Regions from separate parts of the Mus musculus genome. Here region 1 is linked to region 2. Evidence: chromatin loops called from intact Hi-C (ENCODE). Cell type or tissue: heart. All regions are shown on one strand.

The links. Hi-C counts contacts between places; a loop is a spot of excess contacts. Peaks named below come from ENCODE experiments on the same cell type or tissue, not always from the same donor. Only the 100,000 strongest peaks of a DNase experiment are listed, where the experiment ranks them.
Region 1: a loop joins it to region 2, with 2.2 times the contacts of the local background. A loop is called at or near these places in 6 of 42 quality-filtered maps.

Annotation. Positions count from the first base shown.
Region 1 is chr19:4,991,273-4,996,272 of GRCm38, reverse strand. It overlaps a transcript of Npas4 not described here. Among named protein-coding and RNA genes, the nearest start is that of Npas4, 3.8 kb to the right of the region's middle. In heart, a CTCF peak has its summit at 3,108; a DNase peak (open chromatin) is centred at 3,192; H3K4me3 peaks cover 1,135 bases; H3K27ac peaks cover 1,651 bases; H3K27me3 peaks cover 1,109 bases.
Region 2 is chr19:4,494,960-4,499,959 of GRCm38, reverse strand. It overlaps 2010003K11Rik (RIKEN cDNA 2010003K11 gene), which reads left to right and starts at 1,377. Exons shown (of 2, transcript NM_027237.2): 1 at 1,377-1,716; 2 at 2,346-3,172. The coding sequence starts at 1,441. The coding sequence ends at 2,444. In heart, CTCF peaks have their summits at 2,089 and 2,290 (motif pointing left); a DNase peak (open chromatin) is centred at 2,249; H3K4me3 peaks cover 504 bases; H3K27ac peaks cover 779 bases.

The DNA of each region.
Region 1 (5,000 bases), 500 kb before region 2:
CATGGATTTTTAATTCTGAGTTCATCTCATTTTGGCTGTGTGACTATGAGCAAGTTTCTCATCCTCTCTGGGAAGGTGTATATTCATCTCTTGGGTCAGACTAGAGGGACCAATCATATAATATGCTCATTTTTTCCTCTAAGAAAAAGTGGTCTTCTCGATTACAACTTAACCTCCAATATGGAACAATTTGTCTTCCCAAAACGCAGTCCCAAGACACTAAGGATGGATAGGGTAACCTGCTTTTTCATTGTCAAGTAGAACTCATGTTGACATGGAAATGGGTTATGCACAATCATTCTTGGATGGGGAGACCATATATTCATAGTTACAAAGAAAGCTAGACATTAGGAAGGACTTCCCAAGTTCTTCTCCCTAAGATGGGTAAAGAGAGTAGAGAGAGGATGTGACAGCTCAGTTTGTTCTGAGACTGGAGAGCTTTCCAGAGAGAGGGAAAGCTATTTCTTTACCTTCTGCTCTAAGGGTGGCAGGATTTTCTGTCAAGGGTTAGGTAGTAGGTGTTTGGGCTTGGTGGGAGCTCTAGTCCCTTCTGCACTTAACTCTGTGACTGTGTGAAGAAGGGCACCAGCCATAAGTATGTGAATGGTCTGAATGTGTCCCAGTAAAACTTCATTAATGAAAAGAAACAGCGGACCAGATTTTATTCGGTGCCATAGTGTATAGGCCCCAATCTCGTTCTACACGGCAAGAGAACAAGTTTGAATGGGGAGGAATGAACCATGCACAGGGCACTGCCAGAGCCCTGCTGTCTGACTTTAAGTCATTGCTCACTTCTGATCTTAACCTCATCGACTATAGAATGAACGTAATAATCTCAATCATCAGTCCTGAGACAATAGCTAAGAGGAAGGTTAGGGTGGCTAGGAAGGCTGTGTGTCAAAGTGAAAGAACTGACGCCTGCAAGTTAACCTCTGACCTCCACACACAGACACCATGACACATGTGTGTTCTCTTCATGTGACAAATTAAAAATTGCAAAATAAAAAGTGCCTAAGAGATCAGAGTAAGTCTCTCTCTCCCTTTACTCCACCCCTTTGAGTGGCACTGAGTCTAGCAGCACACGAGGCCACATCCTTGTCTGCTGCAGGTGACGGTGGCCTTCTTGGATGGAGACAAATATTTCATTATAGTTGGATTCTTGGTCTGTCTTTCTAACATGCGGTCCTCAGTGACCCCATTTCTGGAGCAAGCCCAGCACAGGAGGAAACGAGGAATCTCTCTTCCTCTCCACTGTCCGGGCATTTGGCAGGGTGCTAGAGTTCATGTCAGGGAGCAACATGGCCGCAGTGGCTGGTGCCAGACCTTGGGAGAGGCCTTCAAGACTCAGGCTGGGATCAGAGTCAGGAACAGAAAGCTCTGAGTTCTCCCAGAACATTCAGCTCTGGTCCCAGCTTCCCTGGGGTCTCCACGAAGCAGCCACAGCTGTGGTCCACTGGGAACCTGCAGCCCCACCCACGGCATCATAAAGTGAAAGTTGTCCTGCTCATCTGCTCAGATGATCTCGGAGTGCTGCATCCTTCAGCACTGATTTATCTCAGAAGCCCTAGCAAGGGATTCCTTTATTTTCTCATTCTGTCCCTCTTCCTCTTCCCCTCCCTCTCCTTTGCTTCATCCTTCCTTCTCTTCCTCATAGGCATACTTGTGCAGACAAATACCACATGTATGCCGACAGTCCCCCGTCAACATCCTTGCTCCAGTATTTGAGAAAAGGAGCCAGGAGTCTCCATGATATTCTTAAGAATCAAACCCTCCATTCCAATTCCTCAGGAGGTCTTCCTCCTGGACAATCTCTGAAAAAGATGCACCATTTCTCTAATAGGGATTGAGGGGTGATGACCCTCTAGAGCCCCAATAAAGCCATGAAGAGAGGAGCAGAGGACTTCATGGTCTGCTCTTGCTATAAAAAGGCCTTTTTCGGGAAAAAAATAAAGAAAGGAATCAGCCAATCCCTTCACGATGCCATCACCTCTTCTTGGTGGTTTTTCGGGGAAGGAGTGGGTGGGTTTCCATGGCAACAGATGCGAGCTCTGCTCAGTAAAGAAGGGACCTTGATATTTTTTCTCTCTCATTCTCTCAGTTGTGTGTGTGCCTGTGTGTATGTGCGTGCTACACATGCCTATGCCCACACCAGCAATTTTTTTAGAACTAAAGAAAGCCCTTCTATCAGCTCCCCAAATATGGAGTGATAGAAAACCATGCACTCCTGCAGGCCAGAGAAGGTTCTGGATGGTTCCAGAGAAGGGTGCTCCTGTGAACTTGTTTTCCTCCATTGCAGAGATTGTGTGCAGCAGAGAGGCCTTTGCAAACTGTTAGAGGCTAAGAGTTAGAAAAAAGGATGTTTGGTGGAGAGAGGGGAACAAAGGATAGATGGTGCAAAAACCAACGAATGGCGTCCTAGTGGGCAACCAAAGGTGCACGGAGTCTCAGGAAGCACAGTCAGCACAAACCACCTAACGCTGAAGAAAAGGCTCAAGGCAGACTCATATATGGACACAAACACACAGAGAGGTATAAAAGCAAATATATTAGGCAAAACCGCAAAACTGCATACAACACAGAAAGGCAGAGACTTAGAGAAATAAAACAGACAAATAAAAACACAGATGCAGGTACTGGCAGATATGTAGACACACAAGGATGCAGAGCCTATCATCAAAACACAGGCAAATAGATACATGGATGCAGATAGATAAGTGTATCCAGACAGATAGGTTTGGATGCAGACATAGAACATGCAACACAGCCTCATTCAAGTGCACACACTCGTGTGCGCTCACACACACACTCCCCTTTCCCCCTTCAGTTGCTCAAGCTTCCTATAGCAGGAAGGCAGATCTGCAAATGCTGCATGTTCACCCAGTAAGTTTGGCTGTGAATATCTTGTAACCCCCACCTATTGCTTCTACACACACACACACACACACACACACACACACACACACACACACACACCCCAAAGCCCCTCTCCCAACTTTGTCCACTTTCCCATAACCAAAGGCTGTGATACCTCCCCCATCTCAGGCTTCCAATTCTGTTTTGCTGCTGCTGCTGCCGCCGCCTGCCGCTTGGGGGGGGAGAGAGTGGGGTGACTCAGCCAGGCCAGGATGACTCACACTGACAGTATTTTTAGCAGCGGCCAGGAGCTCTCTAGCGTGCCAGCCGCCCCCCTCCTCCTGCTTGCTATTTCGGAACCGTCACTGGTGATATAAATAGCTCTTCTCCCACGGCCTGAAGCTGCTGCCAGGCTATTTTTGGTTCTGCACAGTTAAAAATAGTTTCATGGAGGTGGGAGGCAAGAGGAGTGGGAGCTGGCCTAGGGAGAGGAGACATTGGGGGCATACAGAGCTTCTCAACTTGAATCAGAGTAGTCGAACTAAGATGATCCCTTCCCTACCCCCTCCCTTGCCCCTTTCTAGAACCTTCTCCCCTTCCAACGTTCCTTATCCCTAGTCCATCCTCCTGGAAAAATCCAAGGATTCCTCCCTTGAGCCCAATTTTCTTTCCAAGCTTAACTAATTCCTAGAACCGAGGAGTCTTGACAGCCACACCTGTAAATAGCCCATATGTATTCTCAATGAGGAGGATGACAGCATCGGGATGCCATTCTCATCTATCCCGAGGCCCAGCTCGGCTTTGATGTCACAGGCAAACCACGACCATTCTGAGTGGGAAGGCAACATTCAGCACCACGGACAGCGACAACATCCCCCCCCCCCCTCCCCCTTCCAGGTCTGCTTAAATTGCTTGGAGACCAGCTGTGGACCCAGCAGAGAGATGCAACTTATTGTGGAGGAGATATCAAGAACGTCTCCTGGCCAGGGCTTAAAGCACCTGTCTGTGAGGAAGACAGGGCAGAGATGAACCCCAGAGATAGAATGGTTGTCTAGCATACACAGAGCCCTGGTTTCATCCTCAGCTTTGGGAAACTAATCTAGAAACTCCATCTTGGATTTGCATATGGAAAGAGAATCCAAAAACCAAGGGAAGAGAATGGAACAGGGAGTGGTGGTGTTGAGTGGGGATATCAGAGTTAATAAGGATGAAACATGCCAGAGAGAAATACATCCTGAAGAAACCATTTCTGTCACCCATAAGGTTGGAAACAGTGTCTTACAGACACACACCATTTTCTCCATCTCAGCTATACCACTGGCTGGCTACATGGTTGTATATGTAGATGCTTTCTATCTGAACTAAAATTGTACAAAATATTAGGATAGGGGCTCTACAACCATGAACCTCTCCCCGCCCCTCCCCGGCATTACTAGGGAGTGCACTCAAGTCTTGAGCATGATAGAAGTGTGAACTCCTACTAAGCCATGGCCCTGGTCACCAAAGTACCCTCTTCCCATACCCCCTGCTTTTCACTCCACGTTGCCTCTCTTGCTATCACCCCTTTCCATGAAGAACAGGGGTTTCTTGACCACAAACTTTTCTCCTTGGTGTCAAAGTTCATCTCTAACTTTCTGCAGCCAGTTCTGTCCCTCTCTCCCAATTTTTTTTTGTTTTTTGTTCTGTTTGTTTGTGTGTTTTTGTTTTTTGAGACAGGGTTTCTCTGTGTAGCCTTGGCTGTCCTGGAACTCACTTTGTAGACCAGGCTGGCCTCGAACTCAGAAATCTGCTTGCCTCTGCCTCCCAAGTGCTGGGATTAAAGGCGTGTGCCACCACGCCCGGCTTCCCTCAACTTTTTAAATGGTCTTGTTTTTCAGGCTCTAAAAGTGCTTTTATATGTTCCTACTCTAAATGAAATTTTGGGCAAAAAGTTTCTCTAGTCCTTTGTGAAATGGTTGTGGGATAAAAAAAGGGCTCCCATACCCTGTGTAGACAGCAATCGCATGTAAGTGACTGAAGAAAGGTGTGTGTGGGGGTGTGTGTCTGGAGGGGTGGGGTGATGCAAAGGCCACACTACAAAGACAAGCCTGACATGACAGGTAGTTAAACCAAAGGTGCAAATTAGAGGGGTGGGGGTGGGGGGCGCC
Region 2 (5,000 bases):
CTTGCCTAGCGTGCACAAGCATCAGTGTTCCATCCCCAGCACTGTCTACACAAGGCATGGTGACCCATACTTGTAATCCAAGAATTCAGGAGGTGGAGGAGGGCAGAGATCAGGAATTCGAGATCATCCTCTGCCACATAGCGAGGCCCATCTGGGCAACATAAGACCCTGTCTAAGACAAAAGTCTGGCACTGAGATAATATTTACTATAGGTCATTTTTTTCTTTGTGTCTCTGTATGGTGTGTGAAGGGATTATGTGTGTGTGTGTACACTCGCACACATGTGTGTAATCTAGAAGTTGACACTAAGTGTCTTCCTCTGTCATTCTCTACCTTTAATTTTTTTCCTCTTAGTTTTTGAGAGAGGAACTAGCTGTGTAGACCAGGCTGGCCGAAACTCACAGAAATTCCCCTGGCATGAGCACTGAATGAGCCACCTTGCCTGGCCTCACCTTTTTACATTTTCAAATTACATTTATTTGTGTGTGTGTGTGTGTGTGTGTGTGTGTGTGTGTGTGTGTATTGTGTGTTCTTGAGAGCCACAGCGCATGTGTGGTGGAGAGAGGAAAGCCTGTGGCAGCCAGTTCTCTCCACCAGGTGAATCCCAAGGATCAAACTCAGGTTGTCAGGCTTGTCAGCAAGTGCCTGTACCCACTCGACCACTCCTTCCCCTTAGTTTTTGAGACAGTGTGTCCCACTGGGTCAGGAGTTCACCAATGCAGCTCAGACAGGGACTGCAAGTCCCAGAGAGTTTCCTGTCTCTCCCAGGTCTGGGATGACAGATGCATATCCACCTTTCCACAGGGGTACCAGGGAACCCAACCCAGATCCTGTGCAGCAAGCACTTTATGAGTGAGCCGTCCCCCCAGCCCCTGCAGGTCACGATTTTGGATGTGTGCCGCTGACCTCCAGAGCACTTTTCACCTTGTAAAACTGAAGGTCTGGAGCCATGAAAACAAGTACCGTCCACTGTCCAGCCCCTGCCTTACCCGATTTCACCCTGGTAGTTACGGTTTTGACTGTTGTAGAATGAAGCTATTCTGTTCTCTGTCCTGTTGTAGAAGTAATCTTTGCTTAATGTCAATGAGATGAGTGGTACGGCCAGCCAAGGCCAAGGCCAGAGGAGGCCGGCAAGGTCTCCAGGGTGGTGTGGTCAGAGAAGGCTGTCTGGAGGGAGGAGGGAAGACAATAGGAACCAGCCTAGCATTCAGAAGGATCCCGAGCTGGAAGCCAGCCTGCGCTGTATAGTCCCACAGGGTGAGAAGTCAATGGAGAGAATGACTCAGAGATATTTGGCCTCTGTGGCCTGCCCTTTGGTTTATGACAGCCACCTCAGCAGCACTGACCTTTGTCTACAGGTGATCTCCCATCATATGAGTGAAGGCACCAGGCCATCTCACAAAGCTAGTGGCTTACCGACCAGTGCTAGCTTCTAGGATCATGGGGACCAGCCTGCGTAGCCAGTCCTTTAGAGAACCCCGGCCCTCCTATGGGAGGCTCCATGAGTCCCAGGGGAGGTCTCTGGATGGCCGACTCCACAGAGCACTGAGCCTCAGACTGGGCCGTGAGAAGTCCAGGTCGCAGGTCCCCGATGGCACGGAAGGGCTGGAGGTCTCTGTCCAGGAGCGGCTGCCAGGGACCCTGGGAGACAAAGAACAGCTGATCCAAGGCCAGAGAGGAGGAGGCAGCCGGCGGTGGCTGAGACAGTACCAGCAGGTGTGGCTTCAAACTGAATTATCACTTTCATGGGGAAGGGTGGGGACTCCGGGCAGCAAAGGGTTAAGAGCACAGCTGACCTGAGGAAAGCCAAGCAAAATACCCAGGAATTGAATGCATTTGACTAAAAGCAGTTGTGATTCCCCTCACCCCTGTGGGCACTGGGGATTCACTGAAGGTTGGAGGAGGGTGGGCAAATGGGGTCTGGGTGGAATATGGTCAGAGCTGTTTCTGTTTTGAGATGGGGTCTCGATAAGTAGCCCAGAGTGGCCTGGAACTCTTGATCCTACTCAGTGTTCTGAGTGCTGGGAGTGCAGGCATATATTACCACACAAGGCTCTGAGAGCTGTATTAAGATGATTAATGTAATACTATGTTGCAAGGGTGACTAGAGCAGGAGGCAGGCAGATTGGCCAATGCAACTTCTGGCAAATTACCGTCTGTACCTCTCACACAGGATGAAGAGTAGATTTGCCCCACCCCTCCTGGCCCTTCGTCCCAGGGGGAAGGGTCTCCCCTCCCCCCAGGAGTTTAGCTTCTCTTTCATGGCTCTACCCCCACCTGGTGGCTGTGAGTGGAACACCACTTGAAGCCACTGCTATGATGTTTCTCCTACTTTGGTCTTCCAGCATGTGAAAAGAAGGTGGAGGAGTTTTGTCGCCAGCTTCCCCAGTGTGACCCTGAGTCAACCAGCCTCCCCAGAGACCTTGTTGGACACCAACAACTAAAGCTGCTGTGACTGTCCCTCACTCCACCGGCTCTGCTCCTGTGTCTTTTCATCTGCCCCTGCATGGCTTTTCTGGACTCTGAACTGCTCCAGCTTTTGAACTTTGTCTTGTGACCCAAGGAGGCCTCTGCCACCAGATCATTCAAAGCCCCCATGTGGCTGCTCTTCTTGGTTCTGGCACCTATCTCTTAGCAAAGATCTCCATAGGCCTGAAGAGGAAATACCTGGCTCTCTACCTTTTGGGTTTAAAGACTCCCTGGACTGGCATTTATGAAGGTCTTAGGGACCTACACAGAAATGAGAGTAGCAACTGTGACCCCTTGGCCCCACAAAGACCAGCCACCCACTTCCAGGTCAGAGTTCAGTGAAGCCAAAGAAAGGCTGAGAACTTCCTGAATATCACCTGCTCCCAGGGCCAAGCTCCACATGGCTTTCTGGGCAGCTGCCAGTGACTGGCCAAGGCTTGGGCCTCCCTCATAGACTGTGAGCCTTCACAGGCTAGGACCATGTCTGGACTGTCCTGGGGGGGTTGCTATATGCCTGAGAAGCCCAAACATGCATATGGCTGCCTTTGGACTTCATGATATCCCGATGAAGAAAGCAGGGAAGTCTTCTCTCCCTGTGTGACAGAGGGAAACTGAGGTCAGGAGTGGAGAAGAGACCTTCCTCCTACACATACACACTGCCTAACACTGGGGTTGAACCCATTAATAAAGCCACTGACCTGAAGGAAAGTCTTTGTCTAGTGACTAATGCACAGGCTCTGGGCCTCTCCCAGGTTCAGAGTCCACGGCCTCACTCCGAAGGGCAATGCAGTGATGGGCTCCTTGTTTTCTCAGAGCTCAGAAACCTGGTAGGGCTACTAAAGGCACACAAGAGGTCCTGGTCCTGGTGGCCATTGGGAACTTGTGTGTGTGTGGGGGGGGGGGGTGTGGGTGTGGGTGTGTGTATGTGTGTGTGTGTGTATGGGTGTGTGTGTGTGTGTATGGGTGTGTGTATGTGTGTGTATATGTGTGTGTATGTGTGTGTGTGTGTGTGTGTGTGTATATGTATATGTGCATGACACAGTGCACATGTGGAGGTCAGAGGGCAACTTCCATAGTTGGTTCACTCTTCCCTATGCGACCCAGGTGGATCTCAGGTTATCAAGGGCACACAGCAAGTGATTTCCCCACTGAGCAATCTTGCCAGCTCTATCTGTTTATTTTAAGGTAAGGTCTTGTAGTCAAGGCTAGCCTCAAACTCATCATAAAGCCAAAGCTGGCCTTGTACTCCTGATCCCCCATCCTTTAACTCCCAGATGCTGGGATTACAGGGTTGTGTCAGTACGCCTGACTCTTGACCTTCTGGCATGGCTTCCAGAGCTGTGAGTGAGCTTCTCAAGTTTCTGATTTGGGGTCACTTGTGCCAGAGGACATGGGAATCTCATGTGTTTGGGGGATTTTAGCTGGAGCAGAGACCACTGCCTTTCAGTAGGGCTGTGACATTATCAGTCTGAGTCACACATCCACAAGGCTGTCTCTCCTTGCACTTGCTGTGAATGTCCTTTTCAGACCATGCTGGCTGCATTGTAGGCGTTCAGGAAGTACGTATGGCCATGGTGTGATTGAGAAGCACAATCTGCCTCCAAAGGCCTCAGACCGCAATGCCCAGGCACTGCATGCATTTGCTGCAAAGGACTCCTTTCCCTGCTCCCCGCTGCCTCCCACATCCCTGTTGTATACCCAGCCCATCTTTCCACTTCCATTGGTTTTATTATTAGATCTAAATACACTGTAGCTGTCTTCAGATGCACCAGAAGAGGGTGTCAGATCTCATTACGGATGGTTGTGAGCCATCATGCGGTTGCTGGGATTTGAACTCAGGATCTTCAGAAGAGCAGTCAGTGCTCTTACCCCCTGAACCATCTCTCCAGCCCCCTTCCTTTACAGGACAGCCAGGCTCTGTAACAGCTGCCTAGCCCCTCCTGCACTTGGAGCCTCAGTTTCCCCATCCATCGAAGGAGATGCCGACCGATCTTACCTTTCCAGATTTGGCAGGGGGAGGCAGGGGGATCATACTGAGTCAGGCCAGAACCATAGTCAGGCTGAGCTCAACTCTGACCAGAAAGAGCTGAGGTGATGTAGCTTTTGTTTCCAGGTGGGGGTACCCCCTAGCCAGTTAGCTAGCTGCCTCATGGAGACATGCATTCCCCACCTTGTAGACCTCTCTGTCGGTGCAGGCACACATGAAGGTTGTGGTACCCAGAAGCCTCCCAGGCATGGGTCAGCATGGCCTATGTGGAGGCGTGTGCCAGGACTTGACACTCACTGGCCCTCAGACAGCATCTGTCCAGCTGTCTTGATCTACATCCTCCTTTCAGTGCCCTCACCCCAATATTTGCTCTGGCCTCTGTGGGCAGAGCCTCTCCGTCGCAGTCCAGGGGTCTTGGATCTTACAGCTAGCAGGCCTGGGACTCACTGTACTCCAGTCTGCCCTGCTCCGCTCCTGTTCCTCAAGCAGCCTCTTTTTCAGCCTGCTCAAAGCCAGGGAGCGCATTCCTCAGCCAGCACGGCTG